Regions from separate parts of the Homo sapiens genome. Here region 1 is linked to region 2. Evidence: read pairs that join two places in POLR2A ChIA-PET (ENCODE). Cell type or tissue: HCT116. All regions are shown on one strand. Links, peaks and the distances in the headings refer to the core of each region. The heading gives the core; the rest is flanking DNA. Region 1 has its middle 190 kb from the start of LINC02058. Region 2 has its middle 8.5 kb from the start of LINC02058.

Region 1 (10,096 bases), core at 3,991-7,990, 200 kb before region 2:
AATAAATGAAACCATCTCCCCACCTACAGACTCTTTTATAGCAAATACTCTCCTGTCACAAAACAGCTTGCTTTAGCAAATGACCACCCACTAGATATGGCCCACCCCTCTATCACTGTAAAATGAACTTTTGACTAGAGGAATCAGAATACATAGCTGGAAAGCAAACTTTAAGAAAGGAAACTTTGATCATATTTACTTCTTTGTCTCTTAGTCACCAGACCCATCAGGTAACTTCTAGTTTCTGAACAATCACAATGAAAGAAAAGCAATCTCTGTCACCATTTTGATTTACAAATAAAATGCATTTTTGAGATTAAAAGACAATGTACTGGAAAAGGTATTACAAGAAAAAGTACATTTTAGAAATATTAATTGTGGTTCCTAAATAATAGAATAAACATATTGATGTAATTCTTTCTGAATATTTCATAGGCATAGTAATCATAAAATAATCTGAAACACATTTACATATTTCTCTTTTCAGCTCCTCCCTATCATTTTATCTTCCGTTTAAAAGTAAAAGAATAGAATATGTCAAAAGATATTGCTCTTGTGTCATTAAAATGGGCAGAAGCTATGGTCATCCATGCATTGTTAAGTAAATTTTAAAACTTAGCTGCAACAGTGACAATATTAGTTATGAATGCAGTTAAGCCCTAAAATCGTTGAATTTTTTAAATATTTAATTTATTTTTAAAACACAGACTTATATATCAACCTTCCTTACAGTTCCAGCTCATTCTTATGGTCTTTTATACAAGCTTTTAATTTCATACAAGAAGATATTAAATTATTTGTATTTTTTAGTAACCTAGCATCTCCATTAATAGTCACACTCCTTTTATCAAAAGTAGTATCTGAGGCATTTAAGGAAGAATTTATCATCGAATTCAACTGGGAATTTGAAACATATTCTTTAACAAAAAACAGAAATTTTCAGTCAATAATAAATATTACACTTCTATTTTATTTGTCTCTATCAGTATCTGTATTTTATTTCTATTGTGATGGCTTATGATTGGTGATAGAAATTTTAGTGTTACTTTATAGTGATATCTTGATTTACAAATTACCCATAAGAAATCAACAGTGTCAAAAATCAAGAAGCCAAAACAATGATGTTACGTAACACGTTACTATTTGCAATTACAGCTGTATGACAAAAATACTTCTAAGCATAGATTCGTTGAGATAAACAGGGTAGGCCATAAGGAATCATGAAGTCTAATAATTTGTCTCTAGTTCAAAGCATTTTTTACCTGAAGGCTTAACTCATCTAGGAATAATCCTTATTTTATTTTCAAAATCCTATTACTCAATTAAAACAGGAATGATCTGGTCATTTTTCAAGCATTATGTTGATTGGACTCATTACTCAATGATTTTCTTCTACAGTGATTGATTAAACTGAGAACTATGCGGTATGTGACTTCCCATGAGAACTATGTGGTATGTGACTTCCCAAGGTCTTGGAGCTATCAGAGCTGGGCTTGAACCCACAATTTTTTTGATTCCCCCATAATAAAGTTCAGGGCATCCTTAAGTAGAGGGGCAGAAATGCTTTTGTTTGATTGGTTACATTGTTTGACAGTGGTTCTGTGGGCATTTGGAAGAGAACCTAAAGACAAATCTGATTAAAGTTTCAGGATCATTTGCTGTAGTGGAGAACGAGTTTTAATCTTTGATGAACTTCTCCTCTTATCTACTTTACTGTTTCTCAAAACATATGTACATCCACCTCCAATCCTACTCCTCTCTTCCCATGCCAATTCTCTGTTGAAATGACCAGAATGATGGTACTTGGGCTGATTCTGGGGCTAACAGACATCCCCTTTTTCTGGTCCTTCAGCATTTCTGATATCTTGGCAGACATACTCACATTTTTATTTCTGTTAAGTGTCCCCTAGAAAAGAAATTTATCATTAGTAATCCTCTTTGCTGAAAAAAACCATTACTCTACTGGCATTTGTTTCTACCTTCCTAGTTATCCTCCTCAAGATTAATAAAATATATTGTACAACTTTTGTAGCAGTGAGATTGTATTCTACACACTGAAATGGAAAAAAAAATTAGAAAAGGCAGCAGCTATGGACAGATGGGTAATACACTCAAAACATCAAAATGAAAGAAAAAAATCTATAACGTATACTGACAGTATGGATACTAGAATCTAGTTCTGATTTTCATTTCTGACGCATTGCCAAGGCAGCCAAAAATCAACGAATTATAGGCTGGTTGAGTTGGTGCACAGGTGGCTGAGGCAAGAGGATTGCTGGAGCCCAGGAGTTCGAGGCCAGCCTGTGCAGCATGGTAAGACCCAGCCTCTTTAAAGAAACAAAACAAAACAAATTCTAGAGGTTTAACCTCAATTTCCCTAAGCCATTTCTAGGCCTGGTTTAAATTACTCTTAATTAAATCTACCTCATATGCCTCTATAAATCTCAGAAGAGCACATGGCAGGTGATATAACAGGAGAAAAAGACAACATGTGAAAGTGGGCTGGGAAGTAAGGAAGACTGAAAATGTTTCAACCTTCTGGAAACATATTTAGCAAAACTAAGACAACAGTATATTCTGTATAGCATGACCACTCTTCAGAATAGAATATTGTAAAACTATAAGGAAGTGGAAATCATTCTAATGGTTTCTCTTCACCTTTTACACAGAGTCAGCTACAAATATCAAATACTGAACAGAACTTTGATTTTTCAAAAGTACATCAGAAGCCTGTGAAAATCATGGAAGAGATGGCAAAACGTCCTTGGGCAAACACCTTGTAGACTACTGACACAGCCTAATACTACTTAGGATGCAACCAACTCTTAAATTTCAAGGATGTACTTTTCCTCCAGGCGTGTTTTTGTAAAGAGGAGATAACTACTGCCTTTTAGATGGCTTTCGATTTGACTTTGTGGACTTCCTTTTCTCAATGAAAACTTTAATATGTAAAAATATATTTTCTTCCTCCTTGCATGTATTCTTGTATAATCCACTAAATCCAAGTTGTTAGTCTTTCTCCAAAAACCAATAGGAATGATTATATAGTTACTCAGATGTAATAGTCAAGAGCTATAAAGAGTGTAGGATCAGTCAGTCCCATTGCCATAAGAAGTAAACAAGCTGGTTTTGAGAGACTTAATTCAACTTCATCCTGTATGCTTAGTGTACCCAAAGCATAAGCAGATATGTATTCTGCTAAAATCAGATTCCTTGCAAGTAATGAAAAATAGAGTAGTAATAACAACATCAACAATAGTATTAAATATCATTTTGCAGTTCTGTACAATATGCTCATTCAACATAAGTATTTGTCTAATCTTCCAACAGCCCTGTATGTCATTATTATCTTCTTTTTAAATAAAAAATACAATTTTATTTTTAAATAAAAAAAGAAAACTGAGGTTTGGAGAAATTGATAGCCTGAATTAATGTACTAAATGGCAAAACCAGGATTCAAATTTACACCCTGTGTCTTCAATTTTCTAGCTTGTGCTACTCCCTCATTTTCTTCTATACTCCTAGCTTAGTAAAGATTGCTTTGGTGTCTTAGTGATAGATACGCTGCTGTCTCTAGAAGTCAGCATCATTTCCTTTATAAATTTATCTGAGACAAATTCTATGCTAGATATGGACAAAAATATAAACAGTTTATCAATGTTCAATAAATTCAATATTTGTTGAGCACTTGTTGAATTTACATACATTGTCTTGGATTTGAAGTTATATAAAACTGCAGGGAGCATGAAGATGTTCAAGCTCAAGATTCAGACTTAAGAGATATTATTGATAAATGATTATTAAATATAAGCAGGCAGATAACATCTTCAACTGAGGGAATGTAGCAGAAGAGCAAAGAGGCCAAACACTGTGAGGAGCCACAAATAATGGACAAGGGAAGAAGAGGAGCCAAGGATAGGAAGTAGCTAACAAATTAGCCAATTAAACATCATTGGAATTTCTGTGTGTAAGTAACTGATCATGATACTAAGAAGAACACAAAGTAATAGAAGTCATAGTCAGCTTGATTCGTTTCCTAGTAGAAATTATCATCTAAAATAGAAAATGCTATCAAAAACACTAAGTGAAAATTAGCTTTTAATAAGTATTTATAAAATATGAGTGAAGATCAATAAATAAATCTAGTACAGTTGTCACAAACATGCACAAGAATTTTAATAAGCTAGGGTACTTAAATGGTTTCCCAAGCTCCAATCCAGATTTATAGAATCCAAATATCTACTTAAAGATTTTTCTGTCTTTCCTTCTCTTCTTTTTCTCTTTTTCTTTCTTTCTCTCTTTTCCTTTCCTTTCCTTCTTTCCTTTCCTTTTCTTTTCTTTCCTTTCCTTCTTTCCTTTCCTTTTCTTTTCTTTCCTTTCCTTCTTTCCTTTCCTTTTCTTTTCTTTCCTTTCCTTTCTCCTTCTTTCTACTTTCCCATATAATTCTGATGATGAGACAAGCTTGGGAAATGCCAGTTTAGTGACATAAACAGACACATATTTTGACAGGAATGGAATTTAAAATATTTTTAATATTATCTAAAGTATTCATATAGTTTATTGGAAGAAATGGAATTTCACAGTTCTGGAAATTAATCGTTAGGTAAATAGATGAGTGAGCTTAAGTGAAAGGAAAAAAGAAGAAAGTTTTACAAATATAAGTATGCAATTAGGTTTCCAGTTTCCTATGCATTATCGATGGCATGCTATCTAGTGCTTACCTAAAAGAAGAAACACAGATGGTAGACTGGCAGACTGGTAAGTCCTAATGATTATGTATCCAAACATAGAAGATGAGTTCATTGTGTGCTCGTGCTCTGTGTTCTGATACCTGAGGAAGTCTACCATTTTTTAAGTTGAAGTTTCCAGAATACTTCACCTTTATCTGAAAGCACTTAGGGAACACGGTTGTTGTTTTTGTTTAAAATAATTTTACCAGTGGTACAATTTGAGATATTCTAATACCTATTCTGATAAAATTCAATACCTATGTCAGAAAATGTCACTGTGAGACCTATGCAGAACCCCAGAAACTGACTAATTTTGTACAGAAAACTTGACTTGCTGTATGGTTGTCAAATAGTGTCTTATAAAGTATTAGATGAAGCAAAAGACAAACAAATTTCTTTATATATTCTTGCTTTTAGAACTTATATAAATACTGAAAAGAAGGTGTAAATGTTCGTGATACAATTCAGAGAACTGTATCTCAAGGAGATTACTTATTAATTTCAGAAATATATTTATGTGTAAACCATGGTAGAAAGTATCAAGTAAAATCCTGTTGAAATGAAAAAAAAAACAAAGTAAAAGTAGAAGATGTACCAGAACTAATACAAGTAAAATAGATGGAGTAATTTTGGGAAGAACATTCATGAATTGTGGAATGTTTAAGATAAAAATGTTATTTAGCAAGAATCTGGTCCTTTTTAAAAAATCATAAATTATGAGCATTAACAAGGACTATCCTATAAGTCCCTAGTGGTTAATTGGCTGTGCTTCAGGAATCCATTTATTATTTTTTTGGAAAACCCATGTCCAATAATGTTGACAGTATAAAAGAATGGGGGACTTAGGAGGTAGAACACTTATTTAGTAGATAGAGGCAAAATGAGAATATTATCCCATTCTATTCCAATCTTCAAAATATCACCCTCCCCAGAAATTTCTCAACCAAATACTTTTAAATTGGATTAAACAGATTACTATACAGATTTTTTCATTTTTAATTCTAACAATAGCTATGGATCATAAAAATAAAGGCTACTGGTTGCTCTTTCCCCAAAATACTGGAAGTCTGGAAGGAGAAAATGGCGAAGTGGAAAGCTGATTCTTTCTGCCCAGATTTGGGACATGAGTGCCCCATGTTTAATGCTTAAAAAAGAGAAAATAAACCTTCTCTACTATAGCCACTCTCATCTCATATTCTGGTGAAAATAAGCAAATAGCCTTCCTTTGGAGACTAGCTGAAGAAAAACTCTAAAGCTCTCCCCCCACCATTCTTTTGTCCTCCTCAGATTAAGGAGCTCTTTGTGTTTGTTTTAAAGCAAGATGACTCAGAGACTACAAACACCATTTGAGATAAATTCCTGACAGAAACATCCACCCACGGGTCCATTCCCTTGATGCTGCCTTAACCTTGCCTTCTTAGGTGAAAGTCACCTACAACTTTTCTACTACAACTTTATTAGTTGGATGAGAACCAAAAAACTAACTAGTTCAGAAATTATCTGAGTCAAGAAAAAAAAACAAAAAACCTGTTTTAACAAGTATATACTTGAGTACATGATGCTGCATGCAGAGATATAAACAAACAAACAAAAAATTATAATGAGAGAACTCACGGTGGGATACTGCAAATCCTTGTGGTGGATTGTTTTCTAGTCCCATGAAGGAATAATATAATCTCTATTGGTTTTTATTCTTACTTTTGTTCCTGTGTCACACGTATCAAAGTGGAACTTGAAAACAGTATGTTTTTTAATTAAAGCAACCAAAACTCTACACTTTTGTTCCCAGTGGTGATTCTAACATTAAGTCAGTATTTAGCACAGCTGTTCACACTCCATAAAATAAAGTTACCTGTCTGATAGAAACAATGCATTTTAAGCTTACATTTTGGGAGATTTAAATGTGTAACTCACAGCTCAAAAGACTTTAAGACATGAAATTAAATATAGTAACTCATGGTAAAAGGTGAAAAGTCCCTAGAAGCTTAAACCATAGAAAGGAAGCATTAAGCTTTCAACTTGCATATTTAGAAATGAAACATCTAGACATATGTATTAGGAGAAGTATAATTATTTCTTAGAAGTTTTAATTATTGGTCACTAAAACAAATTTGATTTCATAAATTAAAAATGTAACAATTATAAGTAGATACTGCACAAGTGAATCTATGTTATTCTTATAAAACATAAATATAATACTATTTACTTATTCAGAAGTAATTTTCATATAGAATTATACATTGTTAAATTCAATCATCAGAGGTTTTGTGGTTGTTGTTATTTTTGATTATTTGTTTTTATTTTGTTTTGCTTTGCACTAAGTCCAAAACAAGGGTTATATGAAATTAAAAACATCTGGATACATATTATCATTACTTGCAGAAATTTAAATTAACATTTTATATTACTCTAGATAAAATGATACACATTTTTATCTTTTGAATCCAATATTTTTAAGTTTTTGAGCAAATTATAATCCTATTATAAAAGTCAGAACATCTATTTTCTGTAGGATTATCCTAAATGCATTGAAGCAATAGATCTAGAATTTAAAATTTAGAATTAGAATTTACTATATGGATTGCCCATGTAAATTAGATACAAAACAGAGATTAAGTGTCCTTTATCTCTGTTATTCCCATGTTGTACATTATTTTACAAAAACTTAGCTCTCAAAAATATTTGTAAAATTAAATATTTTTCTATTAATATAATATTTCATACTTGATAGGATATAGTTTCTTTCCTAATAAGATCTTTAAATTGAGCTCAAGTGTTTTGTGTTGACTTGTTTCCATGAATTGTGTAGCTATAATTTAGTTTTTTGAAAGGAAACAATTTTAAAAACCAAAAACTGCATGACACATAAATTACCAAATGTTTTCATACAATAATTTAAAGTGTAGAGATCTAATATGGACAATTCATCTACCTATCCCACATAAAAATGACTTAAAAAAAAAGATACAAGCCATTTGTACAATATAAGTTTACAATGACTAAGAAAGCAGTCGACATTTTTTGTAGATTTCCGTCACGGGTACAAACAGTGAATATTGAATGAGAACAATGAGAAATGTAATGATAACTCTGGAGACTCACAATCTTGTAGTTATTTTATCTAACGTATTATCTTGGCTCCTTATAACCAATATATGTTCAAGATACACTACTATGTAGTATATTTCTCAAACAGGCCATGTGCTTACTTTACCCTAGCATCCATCTGAAACCTCATTTTCATTACCTAACACAATAATCTTTATTTTCTTTTCTGTGGAATCCGTTCTTTCTCCAGCAGCAGGAATAAACTTCCTCATACACCATTTACAATATGTCAGTCCCTTATCAAGAAATATGCTGCCCCTCATAGTACAATAATATTACCAGAAAAGCCTAAAATTTATAAGAGGCACTGAAGGGTATATAAACTAAAGTCACAAATATTCTGGCATTGATTGATTCATTCATTTATCAAATATTAACTGAGGTCCTGATATGTGCCTGGCAAAGTGAAAGTTGTGAAAGCTTCTAGCAATGAAGAAGTGAAGAAGAAAGCCTAGGTCTTTCCCTCAGGTAGCTTGCACTTCCAAATAAGCAACCTAGACCACAGTTAACTCAGCCCAAGATTACCAGGAACACCTGCAGGTGAGCACGTTGTGTGTATTACCTGTTGCAGGGAGGGAGAGCATACGCCTTAGGGAAGCGTAGTGCATCTCAGTGAGAGCACATTAGACAAAAACTATTAAGGGATTTGTGCTCTAGTTGGGTAACACTGGGAGGAGGTTAAGGGAACAAGATCACTCTAGATTGAGTTCTGTCATAGAGCAGGGGTGATTTTATACCCTTGAATATCTCAATAAATCTTATCTGCAGGAAGGGCAGATTAGAGCAGGGTTAAAACTGTAACTGGTTTAGAAAAGCAGTAGCCACTCAGTAAGAAAGGGGATTGGTTGTTGTTTTGTGGATTACCCAGTGACCCATTTGCCCAGATGGGAATGTTCAGTGAGAATTTTATGTTCAACAGGAGAACAACATGGCTTAGCTATAAAAGTCAGATCAGTTTGTATTAATAATATTCTAATAATAATATTGAGGCTTAGGTTTGAGTGTCATAGCAGTTCTTAAGCATCAAAAGCTACTGCTTTTTTTCTCTCACAGATTATACAGGAAATGAACAGAAAAAGGTGATAAATATTACTAGGACTAATTTACATTATGTGGCCGAGAAGACCACTTTGTGAAGATAACATTAAGCTAAGACCTGAGGGGAGGTGATATGAAGAGCTTAGAAAAGAACCTGTCTGCCGGGCGCAGTGGCTGATGCCTGCAATCCCAGCACTTTGGGAGGCTGAGGCAGGCGGATCACGAAGTCAAGAGATCCAGACCATCCTGGCCAACATGGTGAAACCCTGTCTCTACTAAAAATACAAAAATTAGCTGGCCGAGGTGGCGCACACCTGTAGTCCCAGCTACTCGGGAGGCTGAGGCAGGAGAATTGCTTGAACCCGGGAGGTGAAGGTTGCAGTGAGCTGAGATCGTGCCACTGCACTCCAGCCTGCTGACTCAGAGTGAGACTCGGTCTTAAAAGAAAAAAGAAAAAACAACGAAAGAAAGAATGAAAAGAAAAGAAAAGAACCTACCTGACAAAGACAATTGCAAAGATCTTGAAAGAAAGGGCTGGATTTGTTTGAGAACTTAAAAGGAGGACAGTGTCTGGAAAAAAAGCGAGTGGAAAGGGATAATGGCACGTGACCAAAGCCAGAGCTACAGGTCCACGTGGGTTGTAGGAAGGGGTTTACATTTTATTCCAAGGATGGGAAGCATTAAAAGGCCATAGTTTGGGTATATAGAATAACTAATAAGCAACATTATGCTAGGCTCAGCCCATGCTTCATGCTAAGCCCTAACCCACGTTAGGCCCAAACCCAGTGCTATGGACTGAATTGCATTGTCACCAAGTTTATATTTTGAAGTTCTAACCCTGAGTACATCAGAATGCCACTGTATTTGGAGATGTGGTCTTTAAATAGGTAATTAGGTTTAAATGAGGTCATTAGGGTGAGCCTTAATCCAACAGGACTGATTTTCCAAAGAAAACTAGGACACAGAGATATAAAGGGAAGATCACATGAAGAAACAGGGAGAAGATGGCCATCTGCAAGCCAAGGAGAGAGGCCTCAGAGAAACCACACGTACTGTTACTTTGATCTCACACTTTTAGTATCTAGAATTGTGAGAAAATAAAGTTCTGCTGTTTAAGCAACGTGGTCTGTGGTATTTTGTTATGACAGCCTTAGCCAGCTAATACATTGAGATGTCAGTACAGCATCTTTAATACCCAAACCTATGAAATCAATGCTAAG
Region 2 (10,096 bases), core at 2,157-6,156:
CATATGACCTAGACAATTTAGCTGTTGTACATCAGAGACCTGTGGAAATGCCAAAGGCTAAAAGAAATCTAGTGTGTGATTCAGGTAATTTCAGAGCAGTTTTTAAGGTTTAAGAAGAAATTACTCTTTCTTGTTTGTTTGTTTATTTAGTTAGTTTGGGTAAGGATGGTTTATGCCACATATTAATAGTTCTGTTCCTGGTAGTCTAGTGACTAAGATAAAAATAAAATTTAAAAAAAGTAAAAAAAAGTTCTGACTTTTTTTTGATGGTGATGAATTGATAAATGTGAAAAACAACTAATTCTGCCATTGTTCTGAAAATGACAAATACTATCTTAGCAATGCACTTTCAAAAAGTTCAACCCATTCTTAAAGTGAAATAAACATTGAAAATTCTGTCTTCCATATGAGACAGAGGGAAGAGTTTAGGATAACTACACCTTCATTGCAGAAAGACTATAGTGATGCTTCAGAAAATAATTGGATGCTAAGCATATAGAGAAAAAGTATTTTATTTTATATAATTATTATTTGCCTTTGTATGCAAATAAAAAAAAGTTTATCCAGATAGTCTTTAAACACTGTTGGAAACTCGTGGAAAGAAATGAATAAGTAGTTCTCAGGAATGGATTATATGCCCAGAAGTTTGTCATGTGGTACGTTTTCCTGCATGACCTGAAACGTAAGTTGATTTTTATTCAATTATCTATTAAATATCAGGCAAAAGAAGTCTTCTTATTGGTATTTAAATAGAATTAGAGAATGCTAGATCTTGAAGGGAACGTAGAACTCATCTGATCCAATCCCCTCACTTTTACTGATAAAGGATGGTGAAAATGAAGTTATTAAGCAATTGCCCAAAATTGCAGTTAATAACTGGTGTGGCCAAAACTCAACCTCAAGTTCAGTGCATTTTGAAATAAATATATATATATATATATATTTAATTTTATTTCTATAGACAGTGGTAGGCTCTGATTCCCATAGAGTTGAGAAGCTCAATTAATAAAAATCTAAACTTGACCTGCACACAGGATTTCACTAGGAACCACTGTAGAAAATCACATGCCATCCCCATAGTGTCTGCGGGCCAATCTAACACAATGTATAAATTGGAAGGGACTGCTGCATTTGAACTGAACATAAATCAACAATGAGCACACTCTCACCCAAGACTAAAATGTAGCCACTTATTAAAGTATTAAGATAATTCCACACTAGCTCAAGGGCCTTAAGTGCACCGTCTGTTCCCCACTGCTAAGACCCCAGCCTCCCAATAATTCAGCAAACAAGGTGGGAAGTACTGGCATGACAAAGGTTTCCAACTCCTGCTCTAAGACTGGCTTCCATTCTGATTGTTGGTGCTTATAATTGTTAAATACGTTAATATTATCCCTGGACCCATCCCATCCCTTTCCCTTCTGTAAATGTTGAAGAGCAGCATTGAAGTACCCTGATACATCCCTATTTATCTAAAGATAAGCTAGGCATGATGAATAAGATTTGTTCAATTACTTAGGAAGAACCTGATATTTAATTATTCAGTGTTCCATTGAAAAGTCAGCTAAGATGCTATGCTGAAAAAGCCTACTGTAATTTTTGAAAGATTAAGGCACTTCCAGTTAGAAATAGCACTGAAGTCCAGATAGTGTAAGGTTTCCACAGCAGATCACTTTCTCATGGGCACAATTTTGTACCCTTAGGTAGTAATATCAACAAAAATTGCTGCTGCTTCAAACCAAGAGCACAGTGGACAAGTTAGAGTCTTCAAAACTAAGCAGGAGTACAACTCCTAGCTTCACAATTGCCCCTGAACTCTGTAAAAATTTAGCCCATTACATTGAAGAAACATGTAGTTTAATAAGTGTCAAAACTTATAGGGAAAAGTAGCCTTTGAACCCCTTCCTCCTGAAAAAGAAAAAAAGGAAAGATAACAGTTGAACCAAGTCAGTGGTGAAGATTAAATAGAAACAGGAAATTAGAACTATGAGAAAATATTACATAAAAGGCAAACAAGCACAGAACAAATAAAATAATGCATAACAGGAAGGGATCCAAACCAATACAAACAACTGCAAAGGATCTTCTTGGCAGACTTTCACACACAGAATTTGAGGAGGACAGAAACATTTAATTGTTGAGTAATACTTCTTAAATGATGTTTTACCTCAAGAAAATCGTATCAGTAAAGAATGTGAAAACGGTTGGGCAGCTGCGTCCACCCCTTCTAACCAAAGCCCAGCTGCAGGAAGAAAAGCCAGAAACAAGAGAGGAGACAAAGAATAATGAATGAGAGGATGAAATCCAGAAAAAAGAGAGAAATTATAATGAGACAGTGAAAAATTAAGCTGCAACTCAGAAAGATAGGCCAGAAAAAAAAGCTTTAAACAAACTGTAGTAAATGTAATTTAGAATGTTTTTAAACTCAACTATTGAAAACAAGTCTTTCTGAAACTAATTTGTAAGACTGGCAGATCCTTGAAACTCTTGTCCCAGTGGTGGAATGACTGAAAGACAGCACTATGCACTCACCATGTGGGCTCTCTGTGCTGCCAAGAGCTGTTTATAAAGTGGACTTAACTGAAAAATGGGTGAATATTTGACTAGTGGTTTTCTCTCTGATGTCTGACAAAGACAAAGTACAAAGGCTTGATACTCCTCTGATAAAGCAAAAAGGGAAATTTATTATTTGTATTTAGCAAAGCATATAGGGGAACTTTGTATTCAAATTATGATAGTGACCTAGGTCTTAAAATTTTACAGTAAACAAATGTAGACTATGAGAGAAAATTCTGCTCAGTGTATGGGCTCAGCTATGAGACCACTTATATTTAAAACCCATTCTAACACTTGCTAGCTTTGTGCCTTGAGAGGGTCCCTTTGAATTTCAGATTACTCATAAATAAAATGAGAATCATAATGATGTCTAACTCAGGATTATTGAGAAGATTAAATTAGCTCACCTATGTAAAATCCTTAGTAAAGTGCTTGCCAAGTGACCAGTAAATGATAGCTCTTCTTATTCTGTGTATATTGAATATCCTCTCTGGCACTATTCCAGAAAGATCTACCTCAGTTTGTTTAATATTTAGTGCTTTGTTAATACATATAATGTGTTTAATAAATCAATAACTATTAGATAAGCTAAGATCATGTCTACAATCAGTCAATAAATAAATGTACGTCGAGTACTTTCCTTGGGCTAAGAGTACAATGGAAATTGAACAGTAAATATATGGACCCTACCCAAAAAGTGCTTATTAACTGAATTAATTTGTGACCAATTTCAGAGAGTAAAACTTTATGTTAAAGTAGGTAGTACAAAAATCTATAAGAGGCCCTGTGCGGTGGCTTACGCCTATAATCCTAGGCACAGAGGCCAAGGCGGGTGGATCACCTGAGGTCAGGTGTTTGAGACCAGGCTGGCCAACATAGTGAAACCCTGCCTCTACTAAAAATACAAAAATTAGCCAGGCCTGGTGCCGGGCACCTTTAGTCCCAGCTACTCAGGAGGCTAAGGCAGGAGAATTGCTTGAACAGGGGAGGTGAAAGTTGCAGTAAGCCGAGATCACACCGCTGCACTCCAGCCTGTGCGACGGAGTAAGATCCTGTCTCAATAAAACAACAACAACAACAAAACTATTAGAGTGCAGGGTAAATCAGTGAGAATGAGATGATCAGAGAAGGCTTAAGGGAGGAGGTAGAAAATAAAGGACACCTTGGAGGATGTGTATGATTACGACAGACGTCAAGCAATGAGACATACTTTCTATTAAAGGAAATGATGCTAGCAGGATTATGGGTGAATGCAGAGTATATTTGACATTGGCTTGACTAATATGAATGGAGTTTTAAAAATATTTTTATTGATACATTATATTTATACATAATTATTGGGTACATGTGGTATTTTGTTACATTCTTGAACTGTGTAATGATCAAGGCAGGGTGTTGGTGTGTCCATCACCTCAAGTATTTATCATTCCTGTGTTGGGAACATTTCAAGTCCTCTCATCTAACTATTTTGATATTTACAATACATTATGGTTAACTACAGTCACCCTACTTTGCTATGGAACATTAGAGCTTATTTCTTCTATCTACCTGCATTTGTACTCATTAACTAAACTCTCTTTATCCTCCTTCCACCCCCCCCCGCCCCACACACACACACACTCTTCCCAGCCTCTGGTATCTATCATTCTATTCTCTTCGTTTATGAGATTAAGTTTTTAAGCTCCCACATATGAGTGAGAACATGCAATATTTGTTTTTCTGTTCCTGGCTTATTTCACTGAACATAATGACGTCCATTTCCATCCATGTTGCTGCAAATGACATAATCCCATTTTTCTTTACACCTGAATAGTATTCCATTGTGCATGTAAACCACATTTTCTCTATCCTGACGTCTGCTGATAGAGATTTCGGTGGATTTCACATCTTTCTTATTGTGAATAGTGGTGTGATAAACACACAAATGCAGATATTCCTTTGATTTACTGATTTCCTTTGGATAAATACCCAGTAGTGAGATTACTGGACCATGTGGTATTTCTTTTAGTTTTATGAGAAATTTTCATATTGTTTTCTATATTGGCTAAACTAGTTTGCTTTCCCACCAACAGTGCATGAGTTACCTGTTTTCCACATTCTTGCCAGCATCTGTTTTTTTTTTCTTTTCAATAGTAGCCACTTCAACTGAGGTATAATGATATCTCATTTTGGTTTTGATTTGCATTTCCCTAATGATTAGTGATGTTAAGCATTTTGTCATATATCTGTTGGCCATTTGTGTGTCTTCTTTGGATACATATCTGTTTGTGTCCTTTGCCCACTTTCTAATGGGAAATTTTCACTGTTTCATTGTTTGAGTTCCTCATATATTTTAAATATTAGTCCCCTGTCAGATGAATAGTTTGCAAATATTTTCTCTCAATCAACAGGTTGTCTCTTTACTCTATTGATTGTTTTCTGTGATGGGAGAAGCTCTTTAGTTTAATATTATCCCATTCATCTATTTTTGTTTTTGTTGCCTGTGCTTTCAAGATCGTAACCATAAAATCCTTGCCTAGACCAATGTCCTGAAGTGTTTCCCCTATGTTTTATTCTAGTAGTTTTATAGTTTCTGGTCTTACATTTAAGTCTTTAATCCATCTTACATTGATTTTTGTGTATGGTGAGAAATAAGGCTCCAGTTTCCTTCTTCTGCATATGGATATCTAATTTTCCCAACCAGTATTTATTTATTGTCCTTTTCCCAATGTATGTTCTTGGTGCCTTTGTTGAAGATCAGTTGGCTGTAAATACATGAATTTATTTCTGGGTTCTCTATTCTATTCCACTGGTTTTTGTGTCTGTTTTTATACCAATACCATGCTGTTTTGATTACTATAGCTTTTTAATATATTTTCAAGTCAGATAGTGTAATGCCTCCAGCTTTTTTTCTTTTTGTTCAGGATTGCTTTAGATATTCAAGCTCATTTTTCTTCTATATAAATTTTAGGATTGGTATTTTGATAGAGATTGCATTGAGTCTGTAGATTGCTTTGGGCAGTATGGTCATTTTAACAATATTAATGTTTCCAATCCATGGGCATGAGATATCTTTTTATTTGTTTGTGTTGCCTTTGATTTCTTTCATCAGTGTTTTATAGTTTTTCTTATAAAGGTCATTTACCTTCTTGGTTACATTTATTTCTAGGTATTTTAATTTTTTGTAGCTATTGTAAATGGGATTGCCTTCTTGAGTTCTTTTTCAGCTAGTTCATTATTGGTGTATCAAAATGCTATTTGTTTTTGTATGGTAATTTTGTATCTTGCAACTTTACTGAATTTACTTATCAGATCTAAAAATTTTTTTTTTGCTGGAGTCTTCAGGCTTTTCTAGATATTAAAACATGTCATCTACAAAGAGAAACAATTTGACTTCTTCCTTTCCAATTTGGATGCCTTTTATTTCTTTCTCTTTCCTAATTGCTCTGGCTAGGACTTCCAGGACTATGTTCAATGGGACTGATGAAAGTCAGAATCCTTGCCTTGTTCCAGTTCTTACAGGTAGGTTTTCAGCTTTTCCCCCATTTAATATAATTTTAGCTGGGCTTTGTTATATATGGTCTTTATTGTGTTGAAGTACATACCTACTATACTTAATTTCTAGGGAGTTTTATCATGAAAGAATATTAAATTTTAGCAAATGCTTTTCCTGTGTCTATTTAGATGATTATTTGACTTTTGTCCCTCATTCTGTTGACATAATGTATCACATTTATTTATTTGAGTATGTGGAACTACTCTTGCATTCCTGAGATAAATTTCATTTGGTCATGATGTATTATCTTTTTGATTAGCTGTTGGATTCAGTTTTGTGTTTTATTGAGAATTTTTGCATCTTTGTTCATTAGGGATATTGACCCATAGTTCTTTTTTGTTGTGTCCTTGTCTGTTCTTGGTGTCAGGGTAATCCTGGCCTCATAGACCCAGCTAGAGGGTATTCCCTCCAAATTTTCAGAATAATTTTAGAATTGTTGTTAGTTCTACTTTGAATGTTTGGTAGAATACAGCAATGAAGCCATCAGTCTTGGACTTTTCTTTACTAATAGACTTTTTATTAGTGAATCAATCTCATTGCTTGTTACTGTCTGTTAATGTTTTCTATTTTTTCCTGACCCAATCTTGGTAGACTGTATGTGTCCAGCAATGTATCCATTTTATCTAGGTTTCCCAGTATGTAATAGTCTCTGATGATCTTTTGTCTTTTTGTAGTATCAGTTGAAATGTCACCTTTTTCATTTTTGATTTTATTTCTTTTAGTCATCTCTCTTTATATCTTGATTAGCCTAGCTACCAATTTACTGATTTTGTTTATATTTTCAAAAAACCAACTTTTCATTGAATTGATCCTTTGTATTTTTTGTTTTAGTCTCTATTTCATTTAGTTCTGCTCCTATCTTTATTATTTCTTTCCTTCTACTAGTTTTGAGTTTGGTTCATTCTTGCTCTTCTGATTCCTTGAGGTACATTGTTAGGCTGTCTATTTGGAATCTTTCTTCTTTGATGTAGGCATTTATTGCTGTAAACTTCCCTCTTAACACTACTTTTGCTATATCTCATAGGTTTTGGAATGTCGTGTTTCAATTCTTATTTGTTTCAAGAAAATTTTTAATTTCCTCCTTAATTCCTTCTTTGACCCAAAGGTCATTAAGGAGCACGTTGTTTAATTTCCATGTATTTTGTACAGTTTCTCAAATTCTTGTTATTGACTTCTTGTTTTATTCTACTGTCGTCTGAGAAGATACTTGATGTGATTTCAACTTTTTAAAAAATTTTAAGACTTGTTTCATGCCTAACATATGGGTCTATATGGGATAATGTTCAATGTGCTTGTATTAGTTCATTTTCATACTGCTATAAAGAACTACCTGAGACTGGCTAATCTATGAAGAAAATAGGTTTAATTGATTCGCAGTTCTGCAGGTTTAACAGGAAGCATGACTGGGAGGCCTCAGTTAGCTTACAATTATGGCAGGAGGTGAAGGGGAAGCAAGCACCTTCTTCACATGGTGACAGGAGAGAAAGAGAGAGAGATACCAAGGAGGGAAGTGCCACAAACTTTCAAACCATCAGATCTCATGAGAACTCACCCTATCATAAGAATAGCATGAGGAAAGTCAGCCCCCATGATCCAATAATCTCTCACCTCGTTCCTCCCCCCAACAATGTGAATTACAATTCAATATGAGATTTAGGTGGGGACACAGAGCCAAACCATATCAGTGCTAAGGAGAAGAATGTATATTTTGAAGCTATTGGGTGAAATATTCTGTAAATGTCTGTAAGTCCATTTGGTATAAAGTGCAGTTTAAATCCAGTGTTTCCTTGTTAATTTTCTGTCTAGATGGTCTGTCTAATGTTGAGAGTGGGGTGTTAAATTCCCCAAATATTATTGTATTGGAGTCTATCTCTCCTTTTAGGTCAATAATATTTGCTTATATATTGGACTGCTCCAGTGTTGGGTACGTATATGTTTAGATTGTTATATCATTTTATTGAATTTATTCCTTTATCATTATACAATGACTTTTTGTCTTTCTTTTTTTCTAATGTTTTTGAATTAAAGTCTGTTTTACCTGAGTATAGCTACTCCTGCCCCCTTTTGTTTTGTGCTTGCATTGAATAATTTTTTCCATCTCTTTACTTTCAGTCTATGTGTGTCTTTACATATAAGATGAGTTTCTTGAAGACAATATATAGTGGGGTTATGGTTTTTATTTTTTAATCCATTCAGCCAGTCTATATCTTTTAAGTGGAAAGTTTTATCCATTTACATTCAGGGTTATTATTGATATGTGAGGGCTTATTCTTATTGTTTTATTAATTAATTTCTGGTTGTTTTGTGTATCCTTTGTTCTTTTCTTCCTACCTTATTTTTATCACTGTGGTGTGGTGGTTTTCTGTAGTGGTAACACTTTAGTCCTTTCTCATCCTTATTTGTGTGTTTGCTGTACCAGTGGGTTTTATACTTTCATGAATTTTGATGATGGTAGATGCCAACATTTTGATTCCAGATGTAGGACTCCCTTAAGTATTTTTTATAGGGCTGGTCTAGTGGTAATGAATTCTCTCAGCTTTTGCTTGTCTGGGAAAAACTATTTCTCCCTCATTTATGAATGGCAACTTTGCTGGGTATAGTATCTTTGGCTGTCAAGTTTTTTCTTTCCACACTTTAAATATATCATCCTATTCTCTCTGGGCTTGTAAGGTTTCTACTGAGAAATTTGCTACTAGTCCAATGGGGGTTCCCTTATAAGTAACTATATACTTTTCTCTTGCTGTTTTTAGAATTCTCTTTTTTTTGACATTTGACAGTTTTACCATAATGTGCCATGGAGAAGATATTTTTGAATTGCATGTTTTTAGGTATCTTTGATCTTTCTGTATCTGGATGTCTAAATCTCCTGCTAGTCTTGGGAAATTTGTAGCTATCATTTTATTAAATAGGATTTCTATCTTTTTTGTTTTTTCTATGTGTTCTGGGACACCTGAAAATTTGAATATTGGGTCACTTTATTGTGTTCCATAGTTATGTAGGCCTTGCTCATTCTTTTCAATTCTTTTTTATTTATTTGTGTTTGACTGGGTTATTTCAAAATACCTTTTTTCAAGTTATGAAATTCTTTCTTCCATTTAATCTAGTCTATTATTGAAGTCTTCTAATGTATTTTGTATTTCACAAAATGAATTCTTCAGTTCCAGAATTTCTGTTTGGTTCTTTTGTGTGGCATCTCTTTGATAAATTTTTCATTCATATCCTGAATTATTTTTTTGATTTTTTTATTTTATTTTTTTCTCTATTCTCTTGCATCTCACTGAGATTTTTTGGAATTATTTTGAATTATTTTCCCCAGGTTTTATAAATGTGTTTTTGATTGTAGTCTGCTATTAAATTATTGTATTCCTTTGGAGGTGTCATATTTTCTTGCTCTTTTATGTTTCTTGTGTCTTTAAATCAATATTTGTGCATCCGGTATAACAGTTGTCTCTTCCAATTTTTTGAATTTGCTTTTGTAGGAGAGAAGTTTTCCCTGAAGATATATCTGTGGTGTTGTTTGAGTAGGGTACATTTGCTTTGATTCTAAGCCCATGCAGTAGTGTAGTCTCCATATGATTTCTTCAGCTATAAACAGTGTCAGTGATTTCCTCAGTGGCTTAGGGTGTGGTTGTTAGTGAGGCTATGTGAAGTTTATCTGAGCATGTGGATGTCAGGTGGGTTTGTCCTTGTGCTCCAGTCATGGCAGCAGCAGGCCAAGCATACTTGTCCTTGGGCCCTAGTGTAGCATATGCTGTAACCAGTGTTAGCAGGACTAGGTGACCTGATTCTTGAGCTTAGGTGGTAGTAGTAGCAGCGATGGGCCAGGCAGGTGAGTGAATTCTCTGGTTCCCAAGCAGTCTGCACTGATGTTGACAGTGGCTGCAATGAGCTGAGTGGGCTAATCCCCTGGCCTGCAGGTGGCACACATGCAGATGGATGCCAGCTGTGGTAGTAGAGGTAGGTTGGGTGGGACCAATCTCAGGCCCCCAGGAGATGTACGCAAGC

Evidence for each region. ChIA-PET counts read pairs that join two places held together with the same protein. Peaks named below come from ENCODE experiments on the same cell type or tissue, not always from the same donor. Only the 100,000 strongest peaks of a DNase experiment are listed, where the experiment ranks them.
Region 1: POLR2A ChIA-PET joins it to region 2 with 9 read pairs; 1 of 35 experiments calls an interaction of 5 or more read pairs at or near these places.

What each region holds. Positions count from the first base shown.
Region 1 is chr5:92,744,016-92,754,111 of GRCh38, forward strand. No RefSeq gene overlaps it. Among named protein-coding and RNA genes, the nearest start is that of LINC02058, 190 kb to the right of the region's middle. In HCT116, for the core only: no CTCF peak of the experiment used is centred there; a DNase peak (open chromatin) is centred at 6,116; H3K27ac peaks cover 1,307 bases.
Region 2 is chr5:92,943,246-92,953,341 of GRCh38, forward strand. No RefSeq gene overlaps it. Among named protein-coding and RNA genes, the nearest start is that of LINC02058, 8.5 kb to the left of the region's middle. In HCT116, for the core only: no CTCF peak of the experiment used is centred there; no DNase peak of the experiment used is centred there; H3K27ac peaks cover 1,664 bases.